3 separate regions of the Homo sapiens genome follow, and regions 2 and 3 are each linked to region 1. A link is a contact called in ENCODE Hi-C or POLR2A ChIA-PET data. All regions are on one chromosome and are shown on one strand. The core of a region is the stretch at or near the end of the contact, and the rest is flanking DNA. Distances in the headings are between cores, read along the strand shown.

Region 1 (3,448 bases), core at 517-3,016:
CTATGAGGGCAAATATAAAGTGCAGCAGAGAAGGAAGGGTTTAGAGAAAGCTACTGTGAGGAGGTGATATCCATACTGAGACCTGAAGGACAGGCTGAAGGGTAAAAGAGGTGGAGATGGACTTGGGAGAGCACTCCAGGAAGAGGGAATGACAGAAGCCTCTGAGAGCATGTTCCTGTCCTGAAAGTAGCTCAGAGTGACTCCGGTATAGGATGTGAGGGGCAGAGTTGAAAGTCCGAGACTAGAGTAGAAAGCCAGGGCCAGACAGCTCGTCAAGTGTCCTGAAACCTATTCCAAAGAGTCAGGACTTTATTGTTTGAGAAACGTGACACCACTGGAGGATTTTTAAATCAGTGTCATTTTTAGTGTCTGATTCAGTGTACTGCCTTCAGCCAGGAGAGTTGGCAGTATTTCTATTTTATAGATGGGACAACTGAGGCCCCAAATAATACATTTAAGAGATAGGTGGGGTTGATTTAATATTCTCAATCACCATGTTGTCAGGGCCTCCTAACTCTTACCCTCTCACCCTCCATCCTTCCTTCCTTCTGATTGTTATTCTTGTCAAAAGTAAAACATAAAACTATTTACCTGCCATCCTTATTTTTATCCAAGGAACACGTATGCACTCACACAGCTTCCAGAAACCAGTTCCCCTCGGTGGAAGCCAGTTGCTTTAGGGGTGGTGCGGCTTGTATGTGGATGGACACCATGTGTGCACTGAGCCCAAATTCTCTGTTCTTCTTGACTAGGAAGCTGGATTTGTACCAGGGACCTTTTATCTAAATAGGAGACTCTGGGCTCAGGAGAACAGAGCCGACTTGACAAAGTAGAAAAGAGCTCAGTATTGGTCTGCCCACGCTTTGGGCATGCGTGAGCACTCGCAGCAAAACACAGCTGGCACATCTAATTTTAGCCTCGCCCGCCTTGAAAAGGGACCCTTTAAGGAAATATATTTTATCTGAAACAATTTGTATTATAATGTAGCAGCTGATAGACATGACAGAATATTATCATTGGTGGGAAAAAACTCTGCCAAGCAATTATGATTTTTGTTCTTTTTTTTTTAGATGATATCAGTAAAGTGATTAAAGCATCAATGCAACAAAATAATCATAAAGAGAGAGACAATGGGAGAAACAGATTTTATCTGTAAAATATCTGACGAACCTAAGGGGTCACTTCCTTTGATTTTTTTTTTTTTTTTTTTTACAAAATGGATGTATTTTAAAAAAGTTATTATTTTTGATATGTTCAGTTGATCAGTCCAATCTGATGACATGTGGCATTAATAGTAGTCCTGGAGTAGACCCTAAAATTTCTTCAATACTTAACATCCACCAAGTTTTCCAGGTAGTAAAAGGTTAGTTTCTCAATCAGCTCTTGGATGCGTCTGGCTCTAGCGTGTTAACAGATTTTGAAAGCATCCGGGACTTACTTTTTTCCCCTTTAACCAGCAAGGTTAGTTCCCCTGCCTTTATTTCTTTTCCTTTCTCCTCCTTCCTTCTTTCGTCCTCTCTTCCCTCTCTTCTGTGTTTTGTTTAGCAGTGTGGCTTACCTTGGAACTTGGCAAAAAGAGGAACAAAAAGCAGCTCTTGTGTGGGGTAGATGGAGGAGGGATAAGAAATAATCCACCGCCCGCATTTGAGTTCTTCAGGTTCAGTTCCAGCGGCAGCAGCGTTGCTGCAAAAATCGCTTGCTATTCGAGATAGCCAGCAGAGGGAATCGGAACTTTGCTTGCAGCAGGGGTTGAAGCAGCCTTTTTTTTTTTTTTTCTTGGAGGAAATACTGCAGCCTTCTGGACTGCGTACGCTGCTCCCTGGAGAGGCTCTCTCGGTTCCACCCACCGGCTGGAAGGAGGGGAAGTGAATGAAAGGACAGGACAAGCCCCGAACACCATGTCACTCTGGGAGGGAGACAGCAGCAACTAAGCTGTACAAGGTTTTTTTTTTTTTTTTTTCTTCCTTTTTTTCTTTTTTTTTTTCTTTTTCCCCTTTCTTTTTCTTTCTTTCTTTCTTTTTCTTTCTTTCTTTCTCTTTCTCTCTCTCTTTTTTCTTTTTCTTTAAGGTGGGGAAAGAGACAACCAAGAGACAGGAAGCTGATCTGCAAGGATTCGGAGTTGTGCTAAAAGGACTTTGATTTTTTTCCCCCTTTACGAACGCTGGCAATTGACATCACTACAGACAGCCTGGTTAGAGAACAAACTGCCTCATCCCAAGTGGACCCCGGCAGCTGGGGGAAGCCAGGCAAGATCTGGGAAGGCTGTGTGTGGGTGTTTTTTCTACAGATCTCACTCCTCGCCCTTTTTTTTTTTCCTTTGGTGTGTGTTTTTTGTTTTGTTTTGTTTTTTAAAAAAATTCTTGCTGTGTTGGAACTAGCGAGTGGTGGAGTCTCTGAAGCCTCATCAGTCACCGGGACTGTCAGGAATAGTGGTTTAAGAGGAAGCTCGGCCTGGGGCACTATACCCTGTCATCCAGTTCCCTGCCTCGGAGATAAAGATTCCAGCTACATGGGCAAACGCCTGGATCAGCCACAAATGTACCCCCAGTACACTTACTACTATCCTCATTATCTCCAAACCAAGGTATGGCTTGACCCACGGTCTGGCGATCAGCGTGGTATCGTTCTGCACTTGGGATGGGAAACAGACAGGCGTGTGAATTATTAGTTAACCCCCACCCCCATCACTTCTTCCTGCTTCTTTGAAATTAGTGACATACCAATGGAGTTAATGAGGCAGAGGAAGACATAAGAAGAAAGCAGCAAACCCGGAATTGTAGCTTTCTCTTTAAGGAGAGATAATAGTTTCACTTGAGTTCAGTTTCTTTGTTGTTATTTGGCAGCATAAATGGTCCTGATATCAGGAACGTCTTTTGCAGATGGGCACGGTTTTTAGAAAGCAGATCACAACAGTGATTACCAGGCACAAGAATATAATTTCAGGGGCTTTTCTGGTGAGCTGTTCTTTGATTGTGGCTCTAAAAGGGTTTTTCCCACTGGATAGGACGTGCAACGGTGGGGGTAACTCAAACTTTTAATCGCAGGGTATAGAATGAAAGAAGGGTGTGAGAAGGTATAGGGCTCCTACCAGAGTCTCTGAGAGTTTATTTTTATTTTTAATTTGCCTTGCCTATTTTATTTTATGTTGAGGATGATCAGCATGCTACAGACTGCTTTACAATAGATGTTCTTTACTTTTAGAAGATCTATTTTTCTGTGTAGCTGCCATGAGGAGGCCTGAGTCTTGAAAAGGAATGAAATGTAACTGATCATAATTGGACTTGAATTGGTTAAATACTTTAGGCTTTATGTGTGTGTGTCAAATGACCATTAGGGGCCCAGAGGCAAGCCCACGTAAGTAAGCAGTGGGCAGTACCTACCCTGAACTTTATCCTGCAGTTAAGACATGAAAGACTCTCAGGTGTGAAATCACTGCTCCGATTTGTCA
Region 2 (3,448 bases), core at 451-2,950, 650 kb after region 1:
TTAAAATACAGATTTCAAGGCCTAATCCCAGAGAGTCTAATTTTTGTCTACTGCTGCTACTGATCCACAAACCATAGTTGGGGTGGCACTGACCTAGAATACTATCACAGGAATATTAATGCAGCTAGTTCTTCTTATTGTGGTTCATCTTCTGGGATTAATATAGGTGCTAAAACAGCTATGTGTGCTCTAGATGGTAGAGAAGCCACACATGCTTTTCCCTGATTTGCCAATGGTTTTGTATTTCAGTTGGGAAATTAAAATATTGAACTTTCAAAGACTTCAAATTTCTTTCAAACATTGGCAGAAGGTTAACAACACAGATGCTTTTCTGGCCTTAGGTCAGATATATTTACGCCACACATGATGATCTTTGGAAACTTTACCCAAATTACTGTTGAAAATTGTTTATTTCAGAACTAGGGCAACCAGATCCACCCTTTGTCTCTTGAGTGGGAGCAGCTTTGTTTTGCAAAGGCAGTGGCTAAAAAGGACCAGACCTTTCCATCAGCTGTTTGGTCATTGTATTTTTTAGTGGAATTATAGCATTGTACAATATTTTTCTTTGCAGCCCAAACATTGAGCAAAGCCAGACATCCAGAGATGCTAAAATGAAAAATCTGTTTCTTCTTGCTTTGCCACTTGCCAGGTGAACTCTGTCAGACACCACATCCTATACATCTCAAGTAAACAAAATTATGCTTAATGTGTTGGCAACATCTGTCACAAACACTCTTCAGCCTATGGCTTAAATATATTAAGTTGGAGTGGATTTGACAGTGTATTTAATAAGTCAAAGTTACGGTTGTGGATACTGGCTTTGCCATGCTAACCATAAGGCTTTTCTTTTCTTCTTTTGTATTTATTTATTTATGTCATATACAATACAAAAGAGATTCTGTAGTTTTAAATAAGCAAAGTGGCTGGCAAACTCCCCCTTTGCTGTAGGTAACCAACACTAAACCTCTCTAAGTTGTCTGTCCCAGACAAAGTATCATTAAGAAAATTCATTTCTCCCAGGAGTTCCTATTAGTTACTTCCAGTTTACTCCCTGACTGTACATTTCTTCCATTCCCTTAAGATTAAAAAATTTGTATTCTTAATAATTTGTAGGATTGTTTTCACTGAATGTTTTTATTGAATGCAAACAAGACTCTAGATTCTTACATATCCTTCCCCAAGAATCCTTATTTTATTTTTTATTTATGTGCAATAACTGATCTGCTTAGAAAGAACTGTTCATTTATGTGCAGTAACTGGTCTCCTTACATTATTTTCCACTCTGTGCCTAGTGTTGCTATTTACAATTCCAATTAATGATAAATCCCTTCTTACTTTTCCCTTTGATTGTCAGGTTTCTGGTTTATACACAGAAGCAACACTCACTCTATGACATCTGTAATCAAATGAGTCCCCAAATACTGCTTTCAATGAAAAGATTCTGAAAGAGACCAGACAATTCTTCCAAAATTAATTCCAAGTGCAGGCATTCGATCCTTCTCATCATGCATGAATTTTGATTGTTCTGTCACATGCTCACCTACCTCATCTGCATATTGCCTTTAAAAAAAACACACCCCTGGGGAATGAGACAACCTCCAGGGTATTGAGAAGAAAGTATCCTTACCAAACGCAGTTTGGTTTTTATCTCTGATTTACATGAATGATCCTTTTTGTGGCTAGAGCAAGCTGTTTAGAATTGAGGGGTTTCTGGGATTGTGACAGTTTAGCTGCATGTTGGAATGTCTAAGGGCAAATATTCTAAAAAGATAACCTGTCTTGAGTTCAAGAAGAGAATCGAAGTCTTGCAGCTGCTAAGCATTAGAATGTTGTCAAAGTACCACTTTTTGGTTGAAAAAAAAAAATGCTTCAGGACTTCCATCTTAACTCTGAGGTTATTCTATAATTTATCCCTAGGTGATTTAAGAAGAACCCTTGTTCTTCTTAAAGTGTTTACTTCTGGTCTGGCACAACAAATACCTGAAATGAAGGCCAGTAAGTATTTTTTAAAAAAGGAAAACAATAAAGATGGTTTTGTTAAAAAGATTCAGGCAGCAGAAAGAAAAGTGATGTGTCTCTGAATTATAATTAAGTAAAAGCTTATCTTATGTTTCTCATTTAAGAGGCATCCTGATGAATGACAATGCACAGAAGCATCGAGAAATTCAAACAACACAAATGCACAATTGTGTATATTTACAAGCTACAGACCTTTAAAATAACAGACATGTTTTCTGATTGATTCCTACTGAAAAGCCTAAATGTCTTTGTGAACAAAGCTGGCCCTGTATATCAAGCATTTCCAAATATTTGGCTCAATTTCTATTATCTCTGAAAATTAATGGGGAGGAGCCCACAGAGAAGGCAGAGTGATAGCCTGATCTTTTTCACAGATATAGTCAGGAAGTTGAATTTCGATAATACCAGGAAGAATTGCTTAGTTTGAGCAAAAGCATTTTAGGAAACGCGCAGTGGGTAATTAGTTTGGGTGCCGAGATCTGGCCATCTACATGCATCTGTCCAGTGAGAAAAATAATGTTTAGGGAAATAATTTATTCAGATACATAATCATTTGATCATAACTGAGTATTTAAATGGGTTGTTATAAAATATGTTTCTACTTTTATCACAATCTTTAAATAAACATTGAAATTATATACTCTCAAAGATTCCATCCAATTCAAGCTTTTTAAGTTTGTTTTTTAAAAATATTTTTCCTTCTCCAAGTTAATTACTGCAAGGAAAGTAGCAGGGTAGAGAAAGAGAAATGGAAGGATAAAATGACTTAGCTCCATTCTTCACTCACCATATGACACTTTGCATATGGATGGAAGTTTTTTAAAATGTCTGTAATTTCTTTTATCCCCAACAATGATAATAAATCAAAAGACATATTCTAGACATCCACTTTTCTTAACATCTGATTTAAAAGTTGACACTTTTATTTTTAAAAAAAAATTGTGGATGGACATAAAAATTTGACCAGCTCTAACAGAGTTTGGTATTCTGTCTTGTGTCTAAAATATAGATAGATAGAAAACAGGTCAAAAGGTTAGGAGGAAAACAAATGGGAAATAGTAATTTCGATTTTTAGATTATCAATGATAGATTTTAATATGTCCTTCAAAGAGATCCAGTTCAGAAACCCATGTGGGCCAGCATTATCCCTCTTAGTGGTAGATTGTATTGGGGTGACTAAGAATTATGTATGTATTAATAAGTAATAGATAAATGACATAAACCAAGTCTTATCAAATAACAAGAAAATTAGAGAATTTCCACTAATGTTCATATGTTTCAGTCAGAGAAGTTTATATTTAGAACAGTGGGCAAGAGGATATAGATGATTTTCAATACATTCTACCTCAAAAAATGAAAATGTAAGTGACATATTTTAGACACATCACAGGTAAATTACCTCAGAAGAAAGGAAGATGTTAATGCCATC
Region 3 (3,448 bases), core at 531-3,030, 610 kb before region 1:
ATTTCATGGGAGGCTCTTTTTCTCTTGTTTTTGAACCATGATCCTATTTTACTTCTCTTCCTACCTTCTGTTAAGTCTCTCTCCCACATTATTCCTTCTCTGCCTATCTTGTGTTTTCCCAGGTTTCATACTTAGAAGCTCTCCTTAGCAATCTTGTACTTTGTTGTGGATTCCAAGACTGTCTACTGAACTGAAGAATGTCTCTGAATGTAGCAGAAGTAATACTCACCAGCTCTCCCTCTGAATTACTCCTCTATTTGACTCTTCATCATCCTCTTCTTCATTCTCATGACATTTCAATACCTAATATATACTGAACACTTGTTATCAAGCAGGTTCAGTGCTGAGAGCTTTTGAAAGTAGAAGAGCACTTTTAAAAGATTGAAAATTATTTTCAACTTTAAAAAATCAAAAAAAATTTACCAAGTAAATACGTTCAGGTAAGCAGCATCCACATCAGAAAATAACATTGCCAGCATTTTAGGGGCTTCTTTAATGCTTTAATGCTCCCTTCCTGGTTACTAACCCTCTACCCAGTGATAATCATCCGGACTTTTTTTTTCAAGATGGAGTTTTGCTCTTACTGCCCAGGCTGGAGTGCAATGGCATGTTCTCGGCTCACTGCAACCTCCGCCTCCCAGGTTCGAGCAATTCTCATGCCTCAGCCTCCCAAATAGCTGGGATTACAGGTGCCCGCCATCACGCCCAGCTAATTTTTTGTATTTTTAGTAGAGACAGGGTTTCATCATGTTGATTAGACTGGTCTCAAACTCCTGACCTCAGGTGATCCACCCGCCTCAGCCTCCCAAAGTGCTGGGATTACAGGCATGAGCCACCGTGCCTGGCCAGTCATCCAGACTTTTTAACATTTATTAGTTTAGCCTGTGTCTGTGTGTTATTTAAATGGAGTCATACAATATGTAGTATTTGGTATCTGGCCTCTTTGCTCAATTTTATGTCTGTAAGATTTGTCTATCTTTTTATGTGTAGTTGTTGATTGCTCATGCCCATTACTGTGTAGTGTCCCATTGTATGAATAACTACAATTTATGTATCTATTTTTCTGTTGCTGGAAATGTTGCTTATTTTTAGTTTATTATTATCACAAGCAGGACTATTAGGAAATTTTCATATATATATATATATGTACCATTCAGCACCCATAATACACGTTTCTATTGCGTATAATCTTAAGAGTGAAACTGCTAGGTCATAGAACATACATATGTTCAAAAATTGTACTCTCAGTTTATATTCGCACTACCAGTATATGAGAGTTCTTGTCCATGTAGCATATATTCTAATTTTCAAAATGGTTCTGTGACATAGTTACAGTTTTATTGTCGTTTTTCATTTTAATAAAATCCGAGTCTTAGACAAGATAAAAGACCAATGTCATGTACTATTAGTTTATACCCCAATGCAGTCTGACCCCAGAGCCTGTATAGTTTAGTAAAGTGTCCAAGGGAGAGAATACAGTCGTGAGTTCTTAGTTTCCCTTTCTGGTTGGGTCAGTGAAGTCCCTTCCTCACCCCTCTTTTCTGTTTATCTCTACAGACAGAAACTAAAAACAATGGCTACAGGCCGCTAAAAGCCTAAAACAAAACAAAACAGAACAACAACAACAAAATAAGTTGGCTTAGACAAGCTTGCAAACCACTATCCTTTCTTATGCCTCTAGGTTAAGGATGTTATCATATACAGGTGTCCTCTACTTGGTAACTTTCACAGCTCATTTCCATAAAGCCAAATGCCAGCCCAGTGTATGTCACCTCCTACTGTGGCCAACAGATGGCGCTAATGGTGGTTTGAAACTTGTCACTTGGGGCTTTTGAGCACATGAGCTCAGACATAGCCTCTTAGAACTAGTCTTTCTCTATAATGGTCTGAGCTGACCTGAGAGCCAGAAACTTTAGGATCATTTCTCTCTCCCACCCCACCTAGTTAAATCCCAAATCCCATTCATCTTAATCAGAAATAATTCCTGAATATGTACCCCTCTCCATTCTCTCCTTCCTCTGTGTGTGCTCTCCTCCTGTCCCTTTTTTTAGCACTCATCACAGGTGGCTATTTATGTATCTGCATTGCCCTGCTATGCTGTGAACTCCTCAGGGCAGAGACTGGGTCATATTCATTCTGTGTCCCCGGTGTCTGACAGTGCCTGGCACAAAGAAGGTGCTCACGTTGGGGACTGAATAAAGTTCCCCTGGCAGAAACCCAAAAGGTTCAAAATGACTGTTCTTTCCTGTAGTCACAGAAGCTCACAGGGCATTTGACTTGCCCTGTATGCTCTGAATGGTCTGGTATCGTACTCTGACCTATGGGAGATCAGGGCTTATTATCACACAGGCTTCTGGCCAACAGTGTGGCTTATTTGTACATTCCATCTCTCTTCTTCCAGAAGATGAAAGACAGGACATGATACAAGCTACGAGATCATTTTTTTAAAGAAAAATGGGTGGTTGTCATAGCATTTCTGGTGTCAGACTGCAGATATGATCAAGCTGTCCATTTACCCTGGTTCAAATTGAATTGCTGGTAATTAAGAATGGGGAATGGGGTTAGGTCCATCTGAGATCAGACAGCAGAACCATTAAGGACAGATAAATCCCTTTATGAGAAATAAAGAGACTCCTGGTTATTAGACTGTATGTTTGTGGGCTAGGTGTTTGTTTTTAATCACAAAGTTTTGTACACTTGGAAGAGGTTAGGTAAAAACATTAAGCAGATTAACATTTTACAAATATTTTCTTTCCCTGACCGTCCTTTTCTACCTCCTTCCCACAGTTACAACTTTTCAATGTTAGTGCTGATATTCTCTCTCTCTAGTATATCACTGTGTTGGGTTAGGAGCCAGACTGCTTGGGTTCAGCTCTTGGTGCCACCCCTCCTATTTATGTGATCTTGGGCAAATTAACCTCTCTGAGCCCCAGATTTCTCATTAGTAAAGTGAGTTTACTATTATAATATTACCTTCCTCATAGGGGTGTAATGGGGATTAAATGAGTTTTAATACATCTAAAACTCTTAGAATAGTGCCAGCCCATATTAAGTGCACTTGGTAAATATTGGCTTTTTTTTTTAAATCACACCAGACATAGCTGTTTTATGAAAGCATTTCCACAGTAACCATGAGCAAGTTCATTTATTATTATGTTTCATGTTGTGGTAGCTTGTATTATTAGGGTGAAAAATGGCCAAATGTAAATGAACTTATATTTAAACTATTTTTTTCTCACCAATTTTGCTGGATAATTTCTATACTCGTTACATAATATGAGCAGAATCCTATACTCTCTACACATGCCACCATAATTTCTTATGTTTATATTGCATCTTAAAGTTTATAAGTGACTTTCACTTATAAAATCTCATTTGAAACTCTAAGAAAGCCTTGCAAGATGGACAGGGCTTTTCAAATATTCATTCCTATGTTATTTAAGAGATA

What was found. A loop is a pair of places that touch in the nucleus more often than their neighbours do. ChIA-PET counts read pairs that join two places held with the same protein, here RNA polymerase II (POLR2A). Pooled maps may share reads with other maps.
Region 2: a map with no recorded cell type shows a loop between it and region 1 (6-fold over the local background). The contact joins the promoter of RBMS3-AS1 here to the promoter of RBMS3-AS3 in region 1. A Hi-C loop is called at or near these places in 1 of 168 maps with a recorded cell type or tissue (ascending aorta), 1 of 37 single-sample maps with no recorded cell type and 7 of 50 pooled maps.
Region 3: a map of IMR-90 shows a loop between it and region 1 (22-fold over the local background). The contact joins the enhancer-like site here to the promoter of RBMS3-AS3 in region 1. A Hi-C loop is called at or near these places in 4 of 168 maps with a recorded cell type or tissue (IMR-90, MCF 10A, chondrocyte and 1 more) and 10 of 50 pooled maps. POLR2A ChIA-PET finds 5 or more read pairs at or near these places in 1 of 52 experiments (AG04450).

Annotation. Positions count from the first base shown.
Region 1 is chr3:29,279,173-29,282,620 of GRCh38, forward strand. RBMS3-AS3 (RBMS3 antisense RNA 3) reads right to left here and starts at 1,767. Exons shown (of 3, transcript NR_109804.1): 1 at 1,559-1,767. It overlaps RBMS3 (RNA binding motif single stranded interacting protein 3), which reads left to right and starts at 1,899. Exons shown (of 15, transcript NM_001003793.3): 1 at 1,899-2,584. The coding sequence starts at 2,510. RefSeq lists an enhancer at 754-803.
Region 2 is chr3:29,932,456-29,935,903 of GRCh38, forward strand. It overlaps RBMS3-AS1 (RBMS3 antisense RNA 1), which reads right to left and starts at 1,701. Exons shown (of 3, transcript NR_046556.1): 1 at 1,387-1,701. All of the region lies in intron 10 of RBMS3 (RNA binding motif single stranded interacting protein 3), which reads left to right.
Region 3 is chr3:28,666,056-28,669,503 of GRCh38, forward strand. The region is part of intron 2 of LINC00693 (long intergenic non-protein coding RNA 693); the gene reads left to right. Among named protein-coding and RNA genes, the nearest start is that of LINC00693, 93 kb to the left of the region's middle. RefSeq lists a silencer at 1,717-1,876. Within about 2 kb of position 1,781, at least 5 of the 41 ENCODE cell types and tissues checked have a DNase peak (open chromatin) inside an H3K27ac peak, as active enhancers do.